Regions from separate parts of the Homo sapiens genome. Here region 2 is linked to region 1. A link is a contact called in ENCODE Hi-C or POLR2A ChIA-PET data. All regions are on one chromosome and are shown on one strand. Each heading gives the region's core, a stretch centred on a gene start or an enhancer-like site at or near the end of the contact. The rest is flanking DNA. Distances are from core to core; before and after follow the strand shown. Region 1 overlaps CAMK1D (calcium/calmodulin dependent protein kinase ID). Region 2 overlaps CAMK1D (calcium/calmodulin dependent protein kinase ID).

Evidence for each region. Hi-C counts contacts between places; a loop is a spot of excess contacts on that map. ChIA-PET counts read pairs that join two places held with the same protein, here RNA polymerase II (POLR2A). Pooled maps may share reads with other maps.
Region 2: a map of naive thymus-derived CD4-positive, alpha-beta T cell shows a loop between it and region 1 (7-fold over the local background). The contact joins two enhancer-like sites. A Hi-C loop is called at or near these places in 2 of 168 maps with a recorded cell type or tissue (CD4-positive, alpha-beta T cell and naive thymus-derived CD4-positive, alpha-beta T cell), 6 of 37 single-sample maps with no recorded cell type and 14 of 50 pooled maps. POLR2A ChIA-PET finds 5 or more read pairs at or near these places in 12 of 52 experiments (A549, GM12878, PC-3 and 8 more).

What each region holds. Positions count from the first base shown.
Region 1 is chr10:12,593,178-12,595,904 of GRCh38, reverse strand. The region is part of intron 2 of CAMK1D (calcium/calmodulin dependent protein kinase ID); the gene reads right to left. Among named protein-coding and RNA genes, the nearest start is that of MIR4480, 16 kb to the right of the region's middle. Within about 2 kb of position 1,389, at least 4 of the 41 ENCODE cell types and tissues checked have a DNase peak (open chromatin) inside an H3K27ac peak, as active enhancers do.
Region 2 is chr10:12,633,674-12,636,692 of GRCh38, reverse strand. All of the region lies in intron 2 of CAMK1D (calcium/calmodulin dependent protein kinase ID), which reads right to left. Among named protein-coding and RNA genes, the nearest start is that of MIR4481, 18 kb to the left of the region's middle. Within about 2 kb of position 1,377, at least 2 of the 41 ENCODE cell types and tissues checked have a DNase peak (open chromatin) inside an H3K27ac peak, as active enhancers do.

The DNA.
Region 1 (2,727 bases), core at 140-2,639:
TAGGAAGCGATGAGATGCATTCAGAGTTGGCTACACAGCTTTCACAGCCCAGTGCAATACAAAAATGCCAGGCACCTTGTTCAAAAATCAGGAGGAAATACTTTCCCCTTTCTTCTGTGGTCTCTTTATTGACCTGTCATGGTATTTTTAAAATTTGCTATCTAATGTCACGCTTCCTCAGGTGGCAGTGGTCTCTGGGTGGGACCAGAAAGTGGGCAGCTGAACACTCACCCTGGAAACATGGTCAAGGGGTAGGGGACAGAACGGGCTATGGACAGAAGACGCATGGCCCAGAGCACGCACGTTGGACTTGACTTACAAAACGCAAATGCAAAGATACAATCAAGACATTCAAGATGGGCCTGGATCAATCACCCCACCTCAGATGCAAAGGTCCCAGGGACCAGGCCCAAGTTCATGAGCCTAGAATCGGGGGAAGGTGTATTCCACAAGCCAGCAGCATTTTAGTGACTGCCCACATTCTGATAATTCCTCAAGTTCCTAGCTTTAGCAAAAGAAGAATCTCTCCTAAAACCATCCTTTTTTTTTTTTTTTTTTTTTTCAGATGGAGTTTCACTCTTGTTGCCCAGGCCAGAGTGCAATGGTGTGATCTCGGCTCATTGCAACCTCCACCTCCCAGGTGCAAGCGATTCTCCTGCCTCAGCCTCCAGAGTAGCTGGGATTGAAGGCACATGCCACCATGCCTGGCTAATTTTTGTATTTTTAGTAGAGACGGAGTTTCACCATGTTGGCCAGGATGGTATTGAACTCCTGACCTCAGATGATCTGCCCTCTTCAGCCTCCCATAGTGTTGGGATTACAGGCATGAGGCACCACACCTGGTCTCCCCCAGATCACCTTGAAGATCATGCCTGGAACCTCAGCATGGAGTGAGTCTCCTTCCCCGCCTTTCATTGTCAGTGTCAGCACTTGAAATTCTCATCACCCTGTGCTTAAACCAGCTGGAATCATTTCTGCTTTCCGCAAGTGGATCCTGACCTATATAGTCAATTCCTTCCTGCAGCCTGGGCCTGGCTGCAATATGGCTGCCCCACCTACGTCAACCACTTCCTGGGACTTGAACACCGCATGAGGCCGAGCAGATGAGAACCACACGTTCAACCTCCTGGAAACAGTTTCCTGATTTTGTTTTTGTTTATTACCAGAAAAGGAAGTGTCTGAAAACTATGTATTTTCCAGCAGACAAACTGCCTGTAACCTAAACTAGCCTTTAACTTTCCAACCATGGGAAATGTTTCTATATCTGACAGAAACGCTTGAGTTCACTGACTCCCTGAAAGTTTACAGCAGGAAATGAGAAGGGACAGAAACGTAGAGCCCATTGTCATTGGCCCACTTGGTGGGTGGTTCCACATTCTGTCTGACTCTTGGCTGTGGTGGAGGCCGAGTGCTGACAGCCTCAACTGTAAGGCATTCAAAAAGCAAGAAAAATACAAGTGAAATTAACCCATCCCAAAATGTCACTTTGAAATTAGCTGCCTATAAAAACAAGGATCACACCTATAGGCTTAAACGTGGTTGAACAAAACAAACTTGTTTTGTATAAAAGAAATTACCACATCTTGAGATGCTTGGGGTAGGGTTGCTAGGTGGTGCCTGTTATTTTTTCTTGCCCCAAATCACAGCAATGAGAATTTGACATGTCCACTGTTCCTCCCTGTAATGTGGATGTTATCATGCTCTTAAGCTGAGCTCACCTCTTATAATGACAGAACTTCACTCCCATGATTGTGTTATTAGAGTGCAATGGCACGATCTCGGCTCACTGCAACCTCAGCCTCCAAGGCTCAAGTGATTCTCCTGCCTCAGCCTCCCAAGTAGCTGGGATTACAGGCATGTGCCACCACGCCAGGCTAATTTTTTGTATTTAGTAGAGATGGGGTTTCACCACGTTGGTCAGGCTGGTCTCGAACTCCTGACCTCAAGTGATCCACCCACCTCGGCCTCCCAAAGTGCTGAGATTACAGGCGTGAGCCACCGCGCCTGGCCATGTTTTAATGAGAGAAGAAGGCAACGCAACTTCCAATCCAGCACAAAAACTGCCTGACCAAGGGCAGACATTACAAGTTGAGTGGCCCAAGCTTGGGAGGACAGGTAAGTCCAGAAGGAGCTAGATTTAGGAGAGAGGGGAGGAAGGATAAAGGCCACAGGCCACGGGGGATGGTATTTTGTTTATTCACAATTTATTAATTAAAAAAAAATTCCAATAGCTTTTGGGGTACAAGTGGTTTTTGGTTAAAGGGATGAAGTTTATAGTGGTGAATTCTGATTTTTGTTTGTTTGTTTGTTTTTTGAGACGGAGTTTCGCTCTTGTTGCCCAGGCTGGAGTGCAATGGCACAATCTTGGCTCATCGCAACCTCCGCCTCCCGGGTTCAAGTGATTCTCCTGCCTCAGCCTCCAGAGTAGCTGGGATTACAGGTGCCCACCACCATGCCTGGCTAATTTTTGTATTTTCGGTAAAGACAGGGTTTCACCATGTTGACCAGGCTGGTGTTGAACTCCTGACCTCAAGTGATCCACCCGCCTTGGCCTCCCGAAGTGCTGGGATTACAGGCATGAGTCAGCGCAGACAGCCTTGGGTCTTACCTTTAAGAAGCTTCAGTCCAGAGGGAGATTGATCATCATGTAATCATACTGTGCAGAAAAAGTAAAGAGTGCCCTAAAACGGGTTCGTTAAACTACAACTGGCCCACCACCTGTTTTTG
Region 2 (3,019 bases), core at 128-2,627, 41 kb before region 1:
ATAACTTCAAACAAGTTATTCAACCCCTCTCAGTCTGTTTCCTCATTGGCGAAAACTGCATATAAGGCCAGGCACAGTGGCTCAGGCCTACAATCCCAGCACTTTGGGAGGCTGAGGTGGGAGAAACGCTTGATCCCAGGAGTTTGAGGCCAGCCTGGGCAACAGAGTGAGACTGCGTCACTACAAAAAATACAAAAAATAGCCTGGTGTGGTGGCACACACCTGTAGTCTCAGCTCCTCAGGAAGCTGAGGTGGGAGGATCGCTTGAGCCCCAGAGGTCAAGGCTGCGGTGAGCTATGATCGTGCCACCGCACTCTAGCCCAGGTGACAAAGCAAAATACCGTCTCAACAAAACAAAACAAAAACCACATATATAATATGCCCCTTAGAGGATTATGGTGAGAATTCAATCAGATTATGTGTAAAATACCTGGTATAGCACCTTAACTAAACCTGGTATATTGCCTTAACTAAAACATACCTGCTAGCAAGAGAAACTGGAAAACCTCCAAGGGTATTTTATAAGATGAAAAGAGCTCTGCAGACAGATGGTGGTAAGGATCATATAACAATGTGAAATGTACTTAATGCCACTGAACTGGATACTTAAAAATGCCTAAGATGGTAAATTGTATGTTATGTGTATTTTGCCACAATACAAAAGAAAAACTGCAAGGACTGTTTGGAAAGTGTTTAAAATGTCTAGATGAAGAAACCTCCACAGTAATCAAGAGGGAGATTTCTCCTACTTTAAATAGGATAGTTTTCTTGCAAGCCTAGTGAATTGTCTCTTATAACTGAAATATGCAATTTAAGTACTGAATTGTTACTAATAAAATGCTCAATGGAGTATCATTTAAATATAAAGTGAAACATCAGGTTTTATCAGGAATCACATTTTTTTTAGAAGGGAAGGAAGAAAAGAATTAATCATTATAAGATAAAAACCCCCTTTTCGCACTGCAGATCATTACTCCTAACCTCAACTTGGTTAACATTCAGAAATAAAATCCGTTTTGCCACATTAAAATCTGTAGGCCTCATTTTTAGCAAATACTGATATTTGCAAAGCCATGAACCGATAGATCTGAAAGGCAGAGGGCCTCTTCCCCCCCAGCAAGATGGCGTGGGTCCCTTCTCTCTTCTAAAGGAATCCTCACACCTCCACCCTCCCCCAGACCAGAGTTCTTTGAATCTAAGAGCTCCTGCACTGCGCCGTGGGCTTAGGGGGTACTCAACAAGCCATTGGTGAATGAACACAACTTTGTATCTAACCTATTCCCATCGGTGACATCTGAACAGTTTTGCACTGACTCACTGCTTCATTGACTACGTTTACTAAAACAAACAAGCAACTTAAAAGGGCAGTGACTTTCTCAAGAAAAGCGGATGGGAAGTCCCAGGAAATGACGATTCTCAGTGGTACCATCCAACACAACCGGATTCCGGGTCAGACCTGGGCAGCCACGGGGCAGGTATACCCAGGCTCTCACTATGCCACCCACAGGAAGGCCTCCCGAGCCCCCAAACTCTCCTCCTCCACCACACCCCACATCAACCTCTCTCATGTTCCCCACAGCTCCTATCAGCTTCCAAAATTATCTTGTTGATCATCCACTGTCCCTGCCCCTCCACTCTCCAACATACGCCCCATCAAAACAGAGACTTTGTCTGTCTGGGTCACGGCTGCATCCTCTCTTCCAGCACAGTATATGGCATCTGCCAAATGAAGGAATGAGTGAGCAACTAAACAAAGAATGGAACAAAACCAAGCCTCATCTGCTTGTGCTGCCACCCAAGTCCCACTGAACATGGGCAGAATCCCGGCCACCATCATGACCTCAAAATGCCAGACTCATTCAAGGTGAGACCTCCCCTTGGAGAACCCCGAGATGTTGCCTCCCAGCGGCAGAGAGAAGCGAAAGCTGATGGGCCGGCAGGAAGAAAAGCTGCACCGGACTCTAGCTACAAGGTTGTGAAACACCAGCATGACGAGAAAGTCAAGACTCGTAGTGACACTCAGCCCGGGAGTGGAAGGTCAGCCAGGCGGCTCTGGGGGGCTGTCTGGAAGGAGCATCTCCTACATGGATGGCATCTGACAGCAGAAAATGGATGTGCAGCTCCAGCTGGAGAGGGAACAATAGTTCCTTAGTCCCCACACCACTAAGCCATGGGATGATTCCAGCCACCTCCCACCCCGCGCTCTGTCCCTGTTGAACTCCTGCTTACGGGACAATGGGTGGGACAACAGGATGATCACTTGGGGGCAGAGGCAGGAGGATGGCTTGAGCCCAGAGGTGTGGCTGAAAACAGCTGCTGTAGGAGGATGAGGGAGCATCTGTGTTTGGAGGTGTCTCCTGACAAAGCAGATGGGCTTTTTGGTTTTATTTTCTTCTCTCCCCAATGAATCACTGCACACTCCATACTGTGCAGCGTGAAACAGAATAAAGGCAGGTGAGAAAGGACGATGCTAGGACACAAGGACCTGCAAAGAAATTACTCAGCAACATGCAAAACAGCTGTTCTTACCCAGGATGGGACTGAAAGTCACTCTTCAAGAGACAGAAAAAACTCCTGTGAGCTGATGCCAGTGCACCCTGAATCTCACCAGCATGCCTCAGCCCCCCTCCCAATTCCCCAGGAGCCGCTGAGAGAGGACTGGAGCAGCTCAGGTGATCCCTCTGACTAAAGCCAGGTGGTGCCAGACTCGGGAAATATTCTTTCTGTGCAGGTTTCAAACTCCACGGACCACGGCCTCAAAGAGTCAAACCACTGCAAAAGGGTCAGGGCATCCCTCACAAAGGCCTGTGCCTACCTTTTAAAAAGAGTAACTCCTGGCTGGGAAAGTTGGCTGACGCTTGTAATCCCAGCACTTTGGGAGGCAGAGATAGGAGGATGACTTGAGCCCAGGAGTTCGAGACCAGCCTGGGCAACATAGAGAGACCCCATCTCCACCAAAAAGATAAAAATTAGCTGGGCATGATGGTGCGTGCCTGTGGTCCCAGCTACTGGGGAGGCA